Regions from separate parts of the Homo sapiens genome. Here region 2 is linked to region 1. Evidence: chromatin loops called from intact Hi-C (ENCODE). Cell type or tissue: Caco-2. All regions are shown on one strand.

Evidence for each region. A loop is a pair of places that touch in the nucleus more often than their neighbours do. Peaks named below come from ENCODE experiments on the same cell type or tissue, not always from the same donor. Only the 100,000 strongest peaks of a DNase experiment are listed, where the experiment ranks them.
Region 2: it touches region 1 in a loop (4-fold over the local background); 2 of 110 quality-filtered maps call a loop at or near these places.

Annotation. Positions count from the first base shown.
Region 1 is chr4:166,319,958-166,327,957 of GRCh38, reverse strand. No RefSeq gene overlaps it. Among named protein-coding and RNA genes, the nearest start is that of TLL1, 450 kb to the right of the region's middle. RefSeq lists an enhancer at 3,174-3,343. In Caco-2, a CTCF peak has its summit at 3,435 (motif pointing left); a DNase peak (open chromatin) is centred at 3,427.
Region 2 is chr4:166,489,260-166,497,259 of GRCh38, reverse strand. No RefSeq gene overlaps it. Among named protein-coding and RNA genes, the nearest start is that of TLL1, 620 kb to the right of the region's middle. In Caco-2, no CTCF peak of the experiment used is centred here; a DNase peak (open chromatin) is centred at 3,089.

The DNA.
Region 1 (8,000 bases):
AAGTCACAGTAGAAAGGAATTTAAATTGTAGAACACAGTAACTTGTTAAATGTCTAGGCTGTTTTAACCTGGAAAGGAGAGTCATAAGCTTTAAACTTGGCCAACTCTCTAATATGTTCAGAAGTCTTAGAAATGAAGTAGGAAGGCAATATGCTATTATTATGCTATAAGTATTCTTTTTGTGCAAAAAAGCTTAGCAGCCTCAAGATTTATGTATTCTGTATTAGATGTAGCTATAAACAAATGTTACAGTTATTGAATGATAAGCACTCACGTTTTTATTCCTTGGGGAAAAAAAAAAGACCCCCATTTCAATTTCCATACACAGAAAAAATATCTCTTAAAATTATCTCATGAAAAATAGTTTTACGGAACAGCTCAGATTTATTATTTCAATTAAATTATGCATAGATTGCATTAATACATTAAGGTCATTCAAAGCTTATCACAAAGCCCACCAATATAGAGTAAATTACCACAAAAGAACAGCTTTCAAGAGCTTAAGGTCTATGGGAAGATGAGATTTTAAAAATTGCCTCCTGCAATCTGATAAGCATCCTTTAAAAGTAATTTTTAAATAATAAATATTAGGCCGGGTGTGGTGTCTCACACCTGTAATCCCAGCACTTTGGGTGGCCGAGGCAGGCGGATCACGAGGTCAGGAGATCGAGACCATCCTGGCCAACATGGTGAAACCCTGTCTCTACTAAAAACACAAAAAAATTAGCTAGGCACGGGGACAGGCGCCTGTCATCCCAGCTACTCGGGAGGCTGAGGCTGGAGAATCGCTTGAACATGGGAGGCAGAGGCTGTAGTGAGCCTAGGTCGTGCCCTTGCACTCCAGCCTGGGTGACAAGAGCGAAACTCTGTTCAAACAAACAAACAAACAAAAATCTGTAAACTTTTAAGTTTAGAATTTTAATAGGAGAACGAAACTGTGGCCTCATAGTCTTTAAATTGAACCCTTGCCTTGATTTTAAGTCAGTAATAAAAGCAGCTATAAAATTATATCCTTACTTTTGCCATGATAATCACTCACATGGATTCAAAATGCTTGCTTTGTACCAAGCTGTGAACACAGATCAACAAGATCTTAAAGAGAAAATGGATGTGTTAACTTGCTTCAATTGGCCAGTGGTTTCAACAAACTGAAAATACATAAAATTGCAATTATTCTAAGGTTTCATTATGTTTAACCATAAAACACTAAATTTATCAATATTTAAGCTTTGTGTAAAACATAGACAGTTTCATATCTATGATTAAAACAAACAAGTTTCATCGAACACCAATTTACTAAAAATCTCTTCCCAGAAGACCTTTTGTGAAGTATTTTTGGTTATTTCTGTTGCTTAGATTTGTATTTTAATTTATTTGTTGCATGGTTTTGTTGCTTCCTTTGAAAGCGTTTTTGAGTTGTTTTGCAGATCTCATTTCACAAGTAGTTAATGACTGGATCTCAACAATAAATGCCTTTGTGAATTTGCTACTGTGATTTTTGCAGATTGTTACCTCACCTCTTAAAGTGGCTCATTTTCCTTTTCTTCTTTCATTCTCATTAGCAATACATCGATCATCAAGGCAGTGAAGTGTACCATAATTGTAAGGTAAACAAATTGCCGAATGTTACTGAAAGATAAACTTGGATTAACAATCGTTTGTGCTAAAGTAAATTTGATTTCAAAATATGACATGATGTTTCAGAGACACTTTCAAAATATAGCATGTCTTAACATGTTTTGCTAAAGTCAGAATTTTATTTATGGTGAAATGTTGCCAAATAAGTTTTCTTTCTAATGTGTCAACTTATTTTTATCAGATACAAAAATAGTTACAAGTTCTATTTCTGATAAGAATTTTCATGGAAGACACAGAATGAGGCCTTTGGTAACACAAGCAGAAGAGGAATATGTTAGAATCATAATATTGAGAGACTCATAAAATCAACAGAAGACTAGAGAACAAGAATTAGCAAATGGTTAAAAACCAAGAGATTCCTGTAAGGCTCAAGAGATGCTCAGGAAGCTAAGCACAAGTACACTAAAAAATTTCAGTCCTGTTTGCTTCTACTAAGGATATTCTGCATTTTAATTGGTGTATACAGGCCATTCACATTAAAAGTAATTATTAATATCTACTATGTTTGTAACAATTTTCTATTTACTGTACTTGTTATTTATTTATTTTCTTTTTTAACCTCTCCCTGTTTTTCTGCCTTCTCTGGTTTTTAAATAAGATTTTATGTGATTTTTCATAACTCAATTTTCTCTCTTCTTTAAAATATCAATCATATTTCGTTTTAAAAATTATCTTAATGGTCGCCAGAGAGTTCACAATGTATGTTTTTAACTAACCTAATTCCACTTTCAAATAACCTATTCTCCTTCACTGTTAGTGTAGTTTTCTTATTAGAGAGTATTCCCAAGTTTTTCCTAGGGAAAAATACTTTCGGCTTTTCATTTTGTCTCTCCGTAGCCTATAATCATTCACTACCTTGTTACTAATATTACTTTGAAAAGTTCTGTATTAGAACTTTTATGTATTAAACATAAGGAAAAAAATTTACCTGTATTCATTACTTCTCTGACATTAATCTTTTCTTTTTGTAGAGCTAAGCTTCTGATCTTTATCACTTTTCTTTTCCCTGGAGTACTTCTTTTAACCTTTCTTCCAGGGCAAGTCTGCTGATAATGAATCCCCTCGGTTTTGTTTCTCTGGCAATGTCTTTATTTCTGTCTCACTTTCGATGAAAAATTTTCATGGATATAGACTTCTAGGTTGGTAGTTTTTCTCTTTCAACTCTCAATATTTTACTCAACTCTATTGTTTGCATTGTTTCTATGAGAAGGCTAATGCAATTCTTACCCTTGTTCCTCTATTACCAAGGTGTTTGTCTTGTTTTGTTTTTCTCTAACTACGTTCAATAGTATGATTTCAACAGACTACTTTTAATCTTTGTCTTTGTTTTTCTTCAGTTTGAATACAATATGTTTATATGTAGATGCTTTGGTGTTTATTCCTCTTGGTGTTTATTGAGCTTCCTGAATCTGTGACTTGGCTTCTATCATTACTTTCGAAATAACTATGGTCATTATTAATTCAAATATTTCTTCTGCTCCTTGTCTATTTCTTCGGCTTCTGGTATTCCTAATATATGTGTCATATTTAATATCTTTGGAAACTGACTACAATTCTGGGATGTTCTCTTCTTTTTATTATACTATTGTCATTATTTTTAAAATTGTCTTTGTATTTTAGTTAGAGAAGTTTCTATGGGCATATCCTCAGGTTTACTGATACTGTCCTCAGACATGTTCAGTCTACCGATGAGCCAATCAGAGACATTCTTAATTTCTGTTAAACTGGTTTTGATTTGTGGTTTGTTTTTATAGCCCTTTCCACTGTAATCTGTTATACCAGCGCCCTCTGTTGGTTTGGCGCTAAGGTGTGGGTGACATAAGTGTTCTATCACTGCAGGATAAAGTGTCAATATTTTTGTTTGCCCATGTCTGTAATGTGACTTTCACAAGTGTTTTCTCCAGCGATATAGCTTCCTCCCTCCTCCCTACCTTTGGCTAGACAGGAATGCTAGAGAAGGCTGGAGTTGGAACAGTGCCCTACCTCTAGGTGGGATAAGACTCTGGTAAGTCTTTTTACTGGAGAGAAAATAGGTTTTTGTTTTAGCGAATGTTCAGTATGACTCCAGTGACTGTTCCAGATAAGGTCTCAGCTATGGCTCTCTGGATTTGCCCATCAGTCTAGATTTCAGAATGGTGGTTTGCCTTGGGATCTCAGTTCTCAGATGGGTCCAAGAAAAATAGTTAATTTCCAGTGTGTCACCTTTTACTTATTGTAAGGTTGTGAATGATGGCTTTCATTTTTTTACAGGCCAAAACTGTATATTTGTTGTTGAATGTTTTGTCTCTTCATAAAGCTAAAAACTAAATGCTTGAGATCAAACCAGAAAAAAATGAATTAAAATTACAACAACAACAGAAAACATTGGTTATTTTCAATACACATGCTATCCTATTTTCCTTTCTCTTTTGGCAAGTCATATTTTGTTCCTGAATTAATCATACTGTTTCAGATTCATGCTTCCCCAGAAGCTACCAAGTACCTCCTAGAAATATATTTGTGAGGAAGCCATCCTTCCCTCCCCTCACACACTTGAAGCACTTTAGACGAAGGCAGGATACATATATGTAGAATGGCTAATAAAAAATTGATAATCACACTTGTTATGAAAAAATAGAAAATATTTGAAACTTTGTTTTAAAACTTAGTTTAAATTATGCATACTCTATTATGTGATGTCTTAAAGTGGTTTTTCAAATTTTGTACATTTAAACAACAGCAATGTCCAAAGAATGACATTTGAAAATAAGAGATTAAATGCCAGCAAAACTAAACATCTCCCAACAGAGCCATGATATTTGACAGTTGTGAAATCTCTGAAGACATTTCAGTTTTATTTATTAGGTAAAGCTGTCACAGTTTGTACACACCATGAAACTCCAAAGCGACTATTATCAAATGACAGTACAGCTTGACATATGTGAAGGTAGTTACAGGAGCACATGAGAATAGATAAATCGTATTTAAAAAAAGAAAAATGAATATGAAATTATGGACAGTAAAGAAACTCTGAAAACACTGGGAAGAGTAATTATATTTTTGGGACACAATGTGGAAACATTCCCATCATAATATTATATTAAATCAATTGTCTATTAAACAATTGTCTCACCCTCTATGTATTGATAAGGGAGTCAACTGTTGAAAAGAAGGCATAGTAAGTTTCCACTAATTAGATATTTTAAAAAACACAGCCTTTTTTTTAAATTCTCTCTACGTGAGTGCCCCTATAAAGGGTAAACCCAGAGTTAGGAGTACAGAGAGCTTTTCTTAGGGGTACTATCCATCTCTTCTTGTTTATTTGTGGTCACTGCACTCCAAGGTCCTCAAACTGCCAGGTATTCCTATCAATTTCAGTTCCTGAAACATGCATACATTCACTTCCTTAAACATGTGTAAATTCACTTCCTTTGTTTTTCTTATTCATGAAGCTTCCTTCATTAAATAAAATTTCTGCCATTTTTTACCTAATTCCTAGTCTTTTCTAAAACTCAACTCATATACCATCTTTTGTAGAACATCTTCTCTACTGACTTCATTGTTAACTTAATAATTCCCTCACCATACTTTTTGTTATCATACTATATATTAAGCTATGTCAAAAATAGTAACTGCTCAAATGTAAGAGCATATGATGGGACAACTGGGTATTCACATGAAAAAGAATAAAGTTGTACCTCATGATGGTTAATACTGAGTGTCAACTTGATTAGATTGAAGGATACAAAGTATTGATCCTGGGTGTGTCTGTGAGGGTGTTGCCAAAGGAGATTAACATTTAAATTAGTGGGCTGGGAAAGGTGACCCACCCCTTAATCGGGGTGGGCACTATCTAATCGGCTGCCAGTGTGGCTAGAATATAAGCAGGCAGAAAAATGTGAAAAGAGAGACTGGCCTAGCCTCTCAGCCCACATCTTTCTCCCGTGCTGGATGCTTCCAGCCCCTGAACATCAGACTCCAAATTCTTCAGTTTGGGAACTTGGACTGGCTCTCCTTGCACCTCAGCCTATAGATGGCCTATTGTGGAACTTTGTGATCATGTGAGTTAATACTTAATAAACTCCTCTTTATATATATATGTATCTATTCTATTAGTTCTGCCCCTCTAGAGAATCCTAATACATACCTTTACCTCACACTATTCAAAATTAACTCAAAAAGGACCAAAGACCCAAATGCAAGACCTAAAGTATGGACCTCTTAGAAAAAAACGCAGGAGTACATCTTTGGATTGTCCAATGGTTTCTTAGTTAATCCACAAAAGCACAGCAACAAAAGAAAAAATACATACATTAGGCTTCATCAAAATTTAAAAAAACCTTTTGTGTTGCAAATTATACCATCAAGAAAGTGGAAAAACAAACCTAGAATCAGAGAAAATATTTTCAAATCAAATGTATGATAAAGCTCTAGATTAAATAAAGAACTATTACAACTCCTTAATTTAAAAATTCAATTATAAAATGGACAAAAGGTTCGAATAAACATTTCTGCAAAGTAAGCATATGAAAAGATGTGCAACATCTGTATAGTTTCCTATTGCTGCTGTGACAAGCTGTCACTAATTTAGTGGCTGACAACTATACAAATTAATTACCTTATAGGTCTAAAGCTAAGAAGTCCAAAATGGTTATCATAAGGCTATGCTTCTTCTGGAGTAATGCTCCAGGGAAAACATCTATTTTATTGATTTCCAGCTTCTAGAGGCTGCCTGCATTCCTTGGCTTATGTCCTTTTCTTCTATCTTCAAAGGAAGTCTCATAGTATTAATGTTGGTGCAAAAGTCATTGCTGTTTTTGCCATTAAAAGTAATGACAAAAATTACATAAATCTGTCATAGTTTATACACACCATGAAAAGTAATGGCAAAAATAGCAATTACTTTTGCACCAAGCTAATATCTTCAAATTTCTCTCTCTTTCTCTCTCCCTCTCTTTTGACCTTCATCTGACTCCCTCTTTCACATTTATAGGATCCACGTGATTACATTAGGTCCATCCAGGTAATCTAGCATAACCTCCTTATTGTAAGGTCAACTGATTAGCAACATAATATCTTTCTACAACCTTAATTCTCCCTTGCCATGTAAAATAACACATTCATAGATTCCAGGGATTAGGACTTGGGCATCGTTGAGGGCCCATTATTCTGTCTATCACATCATCATTAGTTTTTAGGGACATGTGAATTAAAACCACAATGAGATATCACATTATACCCATTAGGATGCCATTATCAAAGACACAGACAATAACAAGTAATGACAGTGATTTGGAGAAATTAGAACCCGCATATTTTGCTGATGGAAATGTAAAATGCTACAGCCACTTCCAGTTTGACAGTTTCTCAAATGTCTAAACACAGATTTACTACAGGACCTCAAAAACTATACTCCTGGGTGTTTATCCAAGAAAGTTGAAATATACATTTACCCCCCCCCAAAAAATGTACACAATTCATCATAGATTATTCCTGATATATGAAAGCTGAAAATATCTTAAATATCTTAAATGCCTGTTCGTTACTGAATGGATAGGTAAAATATGATATATTTATACATTGGAATGTTACTCAGCCATGAAAAGGAATGAAGGAAGCACTGATACATACCATAACATGGATGAACTTTTAAAACTTGCTAAGTGCAATAAATTAGATATAAAAGACCATGTAAGATATAATTCCATTTGTAAGAAATGTCTAGAAACACAAATCTATAGATAAAGAATGTAGATCAGTGGTTGCCAGAGGCCAGAGGTAGAAGTGATTAGAGGATGACTACTAAGAGACACAGGGTTTGTCGGGATGGAATGATGAAAATATTCTGAAATTTGAAAGTAATAATGATTGCACAACTTTGTGATTATATTAAAACCACTGAATTGTACACTTTCAAGTGATACATTTTATGGTATGTGAATTTTATCTTAATTTGAAAAAAATTGAAAAGCTCATGACACACATACCAAGCCCTGTGCTAAGGTGTTAAGTACTTTTCTTATACCCTAGCTACTTATTTAACTCTGACAAGTATCTTCGATGTGATTGCTACTATTATTACTATCACTTTGCAGGCAAGAAACCATGGGCAAAGTGAAAGTCAGTGACTTTTCCAAGGGCAAATAGCAAATAGGCAGGAGAAGAAAGAGGTGAGCCCTGGGATCTGACTCCACAGCTCACTCCCTGAGCTGCGCAGCTGTCCAGCTTCACTGTCAACGTAGAGGGGTTGTCTTACCAAACAAACTCTAGGTTTCTTGTTGCCAAAAGTTTTAGGAGATTTTGTGACCTCCAGTGTCCAGCATATGGGCAGTGATATAACATGGACTCTGAAAGAGAGGAGTAAGATTGTGTTATGACTATGA
Region 2 (8,000 bases), 170 kb before region 1:
AGTATGTGGGAATAGAGGGAAAAGTTCAGTGTTTGCTTGGAGAGATCACATGGGAAAGTTAGCAGAAGAGCCAGCAAGGCACTAGGTGGTGGGAAAAATTATATCTCACCTGAAAAAGGATAAAAACTTTCTGTAACGTTGTGGCCTTATATATATTTGGGACCTACCTGGGTAGTATCCAAAACATCAAATGGATAGATATTTATTGCAAAGTGTTCCCCGGTATGTAGAGCCTGCAGACATCAAATACAAATGCCTCATGGAAGAAAATAACCCATACACGATAGCATACTTAGGAGCAATGACAATATTCATAATGGAATGATTTGGATACTTCAGTGATTACTGAGAAGTATTTTATAACTCTTTATGCATACTTATATTTTTATTTGTAATCATATTTGTATCCATATTCATAACATTTATTTAGAGTGAAGTTTTTGTTATTCAATTTCAATATTCACTGCTTCTACTTTTATAATAACATCCCTAATCATGAATTATTTACTTGATTTCTCTCTCAAATTCCATTGACTAAATTCCATTTTACATATTATAGAGATGTGTGTATATCTGAGTTATTATATACGAAAGCAAGTCCTTCTGTTTCATAAACATATGAAATACAATATCATAAAGAGTATGTTATATTGAATCACAACATTTTTCCCTAAAAATATCTGTCATTGTTCTAGAATTTTAGTATTCAGTGTTCCTGTGTAAAGAATGACTTTCCTTGTTTTGTAGGAAACCTTCTATTTTCTTCCCCTATGTTCCAGAAATCTTTTATCCCTTAAATTCAAAATTGTGTCAGACCAATTTTAGAGGTTTTTTGTTTATTATTATCATTTCAGATTTTAACTGGATGATTGATTGAAAGTAACAGTCCTTGATTATTTTCTTATGAGAAAGAGGTTTATTCCCAGATATCAACGACATTTTTCTACAGCCAGAAACACTGAATGAAGTACTACAACTCCCAAAGTGCACTGCTTCCTTAGCTCTTCCTGGACCAAACCCGTTTCATTACTGCCTTTACATATCCATAAGTAAACCATGCATGTAGATTAATATAGATGCATCAGGGAAGGTGTTGATCAGTGTATGAAATAATCTATATCATACTACCTATTAAAATAATATATGCAAAGATATTCTCTTTCTTGTATCAAACGCTATTCTTCCACCTTCTGCAATACCTTGTTCATCTCTTACACATTTATGTGTTGTCATCTACTATGAATTGATAAAGAAGCTGATTAAATTCAAGATAAATTTATCTTTTAGGTACTATTAATTATTTCTGAAAGAACACATAGTGTGAATAGATATATTATAATTCATATTATAAATACCCTGCATGCTAATACTTAAACATTCATTGTTTCTGAAATCCCAGCTCCAACATGCTTTAGGCAGAAGAATTTAGTTGAAGAAAGAAAGAGCAGAGTAAAGGGGCATGAGAGGGACAATCCTAGAGACTGGGGCTAGTTCACTGAGAATAGAATAGTTCACTAAGAATAAACGTGACTAAGAGCTGTCAGTACTTTAGCTCCATTTGGCCAAGGTGGACTACAGAGCAAAATTAAATGCAGGACATGCCTTCAACAACACACCAACATTTTGGTCTTTGTAGAAATTACTTATTCTGTACATTAAATAAAATTCAAGTTCAGAAGAATAAATACAAAACTTTAGATATTAATTACGATTTCTATCTTTTTTCTGGAAAAAGGTAAAATAAAGTTGCAAAAACTCACTTCTCATAAAAAAGATCTTACCTATTAATATTTCCCCTTTGTATATGAGGTTCCTTTCTACCTCTCCAGTACACAAAATAATGTATTATTCCTTTTATTATCAATATTAGTTTCTTAGATATAGTTTATCACAGTAAAATGACTGAAAAAAAGGCTTATTTTCCTCTTATCTTTATTGGAAACCATTGCAGCTCCAATGAACCATTAGCTGTCTTAGTGAAGAATAGTTTAATGTTTACATTTTTTTGTAATCTTCTTAAAATAAGAAAATGAGCTTGGTAAATGTCATTGCTGAGTTAGCTAAGTATTTAGCTAATACTGTGATCGCTTAATCTTTTACTCATTAATGATTTTACTAAACCTGTAATGGCATCCAGTTGAGGTCAAACATCTCTTGTGAGTTCTATGGAGAATTCATTTAACACTTAGAAATTATGCTTTGAGAAAAACAGATATTTAGTCTCACACACAAATGAACTTCATAAATCCATCATTTTTGGATAAAGCTGTCATCTGGCATGGCTTAAATGAGTTTAAACAATGGCCATTAGAGCCTCTTACAAAGTCAGTGAACATGAGCTCATGGTTTTTCCCAAGGATCTATCATGACTTTATATGGATAGTCTTAAAAAGTTTCATCTTGTCTTCTGTCTCTTTCTACTGGTTTTATAGTCTCCTCATAGACTAATCTAAAAACTCTTTGTTCACCTCTTGCATACTGTTTTCAATCTGACCTTGTTCTCCTATGACAGGGACCATTAGTTAGGAGTGTGTTAATGAGAATAAATGCCAAGATAAAAAGGATAACAGAATCTTTATTTTATTGCCTTATAACAGAATCTTTATTTTATTGCCTTTTCTCTGTCAATGAAAAGAGTCAAACTCTGTAAAATATTCGAAGAGACTTATTCTGAGCCAAATATGAGTGACCATGACCTCTGACGCAGCCATTAGGAGGTCCTGAGAACATGTGGCCAAGGTAGTCTGGGTGCAGCTTGGTTTTATACATGTTAGGGAGGCACGAGGCATCAATCAAATACACTTAAGAAATACATTGGTTTGGTCCAGAAAGTGGGGGCTTCCAGCTTATGGGTAGATTTTAAAACTTTCTGGTTGACAATTGGTTGAGTTTATTTAAAGACCTGGGATCAACAGAATGGAATCTCTGGGTTAAGATACAGGATTGTAGAGACCAAAGTTCTTATTTGCACAGGAAGCCCTAAGGTAGCAGGCTTCAGAGAGAATAGGTTGTAAAATGTTTCTTATCAGACTTGAAGTCTGTGTCGATGTTAATGCCAGAGAAGTATAATGAGGCATATCTGACCCCCACTTCCCATCATGGCCTGAAACAGTCTCTCAGGTTAAATTTTAAGAGTCCTGGGTGAGCAATAAGTCCATTCAGATGGTTGGGGGGAGGTGCTTAGAATTTTATTTTTGGTTTACATCCCCGTGGTTACCAAGAATTTACTTCTCTGTTGAGTCAGGGTTCCATTCATTTGATTGATGGGTCTTCTATTGTAGCTTCATACTGCAAAACTGCCTATTAGTTGTGGAGAAAATTGAGAATGTTATGTTGCCAATGGTACTTGATATGAGTATTTAGATGAAATGAGGAAAAAGAACTAACACATTTAGAGTGACAATTGGTTTTACTAAAGTCCTGCAACTTAATTAAAAAATGCAAAATCTGCATAGATCAGAATGACCACCTGGTGGAAGTGGAGAATAGAATCTTTAAAATTAAATATAGTGAATTAAAAATAGGAGAACCATGAATCTTAGTAGTACTGCTATTAAAATACTCTTAGAGGATATCATTCTATTATATGTTGAAATGTGTAATCAGAATTGATAAATAGTGCAGATTAGCCCAATGGTTTTCAAATCATTTGGTCTCAGGTTGTGACTGAACTATTAAAATATTTTGGGAGTGCAAAGGACTTTTTGTTCATATATGTGCACTATGTTAATAACTGCATTAGAAACTAAAACAGAGATGCTTAAAATATATATGTATTCAGTAATAAAAATAATGAATCAATTATGTAACATGAACAATATTTAAATAATATAGTTATGTTTTGCAAAATACAAAGATGAGAGAGAAGTGACATTGTGTTTAACTTATCAAATATGTTTAGTATCTGGCTCAATAGAAGAGATCTAGATTACTGTATCTGATTCTGCATTCAGCCTGTTGTGATATCACCTGTGAGGTAGTGTCCAGAAAACATCACTGTACACACTTGAAAAAGACAAATAGCATCTTAGTATTATTAGGAAAACAGTTTTATCCAAAAAATCCTTTAAAGGGGCCTCCGGAGACTCCTAAAGGGGTCTGCAGAGGCCTTCAGGTTATGGTTTGAGCCTGCTGGAGTCGTAGTTAAGAGGATGGATTTCAGAGTTGGACTGGCTAGGCATGAGCCCTCTTCACTATATGATAGTTATTTTTCTTGGAGAAAGTTGCTTAACACTTGTAAAGCTCAAATATCCCATCTATGAAATGGACTTAATAACTATTTTGAGATTTAAAATATACATTTGTCAAATGTAACTCACTAATACTAAAAAATCAATAATTGTTTGTTCTTATTAAACAATGCAAGTATCTATCGAAGTGGACTTCTAGAAATCAAATTGTAATGGTTATATATTTTTTTAATTATTTGTTTGACCTGTTCATGACCATTCAACATGTTAGGAAAGTTTTTAAAGAGTTTTTGACTTACACAACCATAAAACTAACTGAACCATGGGGCTCTCTTTATTGTCAACAGGATACAGGATTCCCTGTGTATATAAAACAAAATCCTCCCAAACTCCTTTAAAAGCAAAACAAAACCAAAAAACAAAAAAATAAAGTCTAAAGAATAAAATTAAGAAAAAAAAGGAGAGAGGTGACTGAAGGCAGGTGATTAGACATAGACAATGAATGACTTGCTTCAAGATGGCAGTCTGTGTAATACACAATCTCAATTGCTTTTTTAAACATATATTTTCAACAATTCTAGGTAGGAAAAATTTAGTATCTGAACAACTGAGGTAGTGATGCCATGATTAGGTATAAGTTTGAAATATTTATTTGTAGAAACATTATGAAAGCATGTAAGACATACCATAATGAACACTTTATTTTTTAAGCAGGGGTAAGACAAAAGCTGTAAATTGCAAAGGTTAAAGATTAACTATTGTATTTATTATTATAATTAAACAAAATTTACAAAAGAGCCAAGCTGATACATAGGTAAGGGATTCTTAATGATTGCTGTGTAGAACGTTAACTAGGCAGAGTGAATTTTCTTAAATATTGATTCCACAAATATGAACCTAAGTATTACAATTACATGTTTAATGCTTAATTTAAATCCGTATAATTAAATAATTTAAATAAATGCTGGGTTTTCATCTTTATTGGTTTATTTTACCATCTATAAGTAGTATTTTATCAGTAATTTCTTTTTGTAAATTATTATAAGTGCAGTTAGAACATACCTAAAATCAGTGCTAATAGATAAATGGATTCCTAACAGTGAAAATGCACAGGATGCCCCATTTAATTCCTCCTCTGTCCTTTCTCATAGCTTTCATGCAAGGGTTCTTGTTTAACGTGTTCTGTTCCTATTGTCAATCCTCACCTTACACCACTACCTCCATCTGAATGATTCACTTCAGGTGCCTGGAATGCCACAAACCATGAGGCAGTAGAAGTGCTGCCTCACAAATTTACACAGGACTGAGGGCAAGGGTGGTGTCTGCTCAGGATCTTCATGTAATCATCTCCTTACCTACCATAGATGACAGAATTTAATGAAAACAGGAAAAGACCTCAGTCAGACTGTAAGCCAGACTCTTGGGGAAGGTAAAATACCTATATTTGAAATTATAGGTAGACACCAAATATCAAAGCGGCATCAGAGAAAGAACTAATTAAAAGGCAAACAGAGAAAATTATGAAATCTATTTCTGATTAGAATTCCAAGATTCTTTTTCATCTGGAAATTTTCTCCCCTATCTCAGAAAATTCACGAAATATTCTTTAGCAGTCGTAACACAGGAAAACTCATTCCAAGTTATTTTACGACCCCAAGTGAGTAAGTTTTTTGGGAGAGTGGAGAATAGAGAGAAGTAGATGAAGACACAATAATCTCTTTTCTAGGCATCCTAAATGGATTGTCTTTGCTTCTAGTTTAGACTTATGAGTAGGCTGCTGCTTAATACCCTGCAGGAGTTTCAGGAAACCCAACATGCCTCAAATTACACTTTCTTCATTTACTTGCTGACCCTTGAAATAATTTTAACACCGGTCATTGATTTTAGTTCTATAATTAAAATGTAAAAAATTAAATGATAATAGCCTAGCCATAGAAGAAAAAGCACAGTGATAGTAAAGACTCTTAAGTGCCTTACATCTTTCTTGAAAATTAATCCTATCTGAGTAGAAAGAAAAAGATAATGTACTAAGATTATATGAGGGAAATACAGGTACATAGAAACATAGAAAGATAAGGTTCACCGGGAGGCGGAGCTTGCAGTGAGCCGAGATCCCGCCACTGCACTCCAGCCTGGGCGACAGAGCGAGACTCCGTCTCAAAAAAAAAAAAAAAAAAAAAAGATAAGGTTCAGGGTAGAGAAGACAAAAATCATGTATTTCATATCAAGTAGATTTATTTAACATTAGTAAATATATACAGAAAGATATATAATATAATATGAATTCCTGGGTTGCCTTAGAATAGAATAAATATATACAGAAAGATATATAACATAATATAAATTCCTCGGTTGCCTTAGACTAAATTCCTGGTTGCCTTAGAAAATTGGAATCCTTTCTTGTGCCTTAAAAAGAAAAAAAAAAGCCTGAAATCAACACAGAAGAGCCAATAAAAACACATATAACTTACTCCTTTAGCATAATTGGAAAACAGAGTACCATGAACACAAATTTGTTTGTAAATAGAGAAATAAACATCAAGCTGATATCACATGACTGTTCAGAGAGGGAAATGGAAAGCTTAAAATCAATTAGCACAGTATAACATCAACATCCAAGAAAGTTCTACACCAAGTGAGAAATACCAAGAACATTTCTGACACCTGATAGATCCAAGCACTCCTACAGGGAATGCATAAGAAATTATTCAAAATTTGATAATAAGGAAAAAAAGATACAATTAATTTTATAATTAAAATATATGAAGTTATTGTCATGTAGGATGTTTAGCATGTTTTTATTAAACTATTCAATTTATTTCAGCATTTATTGGTATGTGTGTTTCATTGAACACACACACACATATATACACACATAAGTATTTATATCTTCCTTGTTATCCTATAATACTATTGGTTTATTTCTATTAATGTGGTAAATAAACATTGATTTGGGATCATTGTGTATTTATATTCTAATTATGGTTTTAATATTTTGAAAATTCTACTTGACAGACCCGAGATTTAGTCTTGAGAAGACATTGGTTCTAGCAGGGAAGGTGGTAACAAAGAAGGTAGGCAATCTTGGACATTTGGTGATTGAAGAGATGTATTTCAAGGAACTGGGTTACTTGATTGTGGGGCCTGAAAAGTCTAAAAATCTGTAGGGTAGATCCACAGGCTGGAAACCCTTGGGCAGTAGTTAATGTTGTAGTCTTGAAGTAGACATTCTTCATGGAAACCTCAGCTTTGCTCCTAAGACCTTGCAAGTGGTTAGATGAGGCCCACTTAGATTATTAAGGTCATCTCCTTCACTTAAATCTACTGACTAGATATTAACCATGTTTACAAAATGCCTTCATTGCAACAACCTATATTAGTGTTTGATTGAATAATGGGTACTAGAGCTTAGCCATGTTGACATATAAAACTAAACATCACAGTGGTAAAGGGAATTAGAAAAGTAGAAGTGGAAATTAAGTGTCCTGAAAAAAAGCAAACAAGAGCCAAAAAAAAGATCAATTAATATTCTCCTAGCACCTGAAAACAATTCTGTTTTTTAAAGAATTCACAATATACAGATATAAGGAAATGCTCTTGAACTAAGAATGTCATAAATTCTCCAAATTCTAACTCTCACCTGCATAAGACTGTTGAGAATCTATCATATGGCCATAAATGCTGTTAGACAAATGTATTTACACAAACGTATTTTGAGTATTGAGTAAATTTGGAGTATTATAGGCAATACTCCAAACTGAAAAATGTTCTCAGATAAAAATTATTTGTTATAAAAAAAGTTGAACTCAT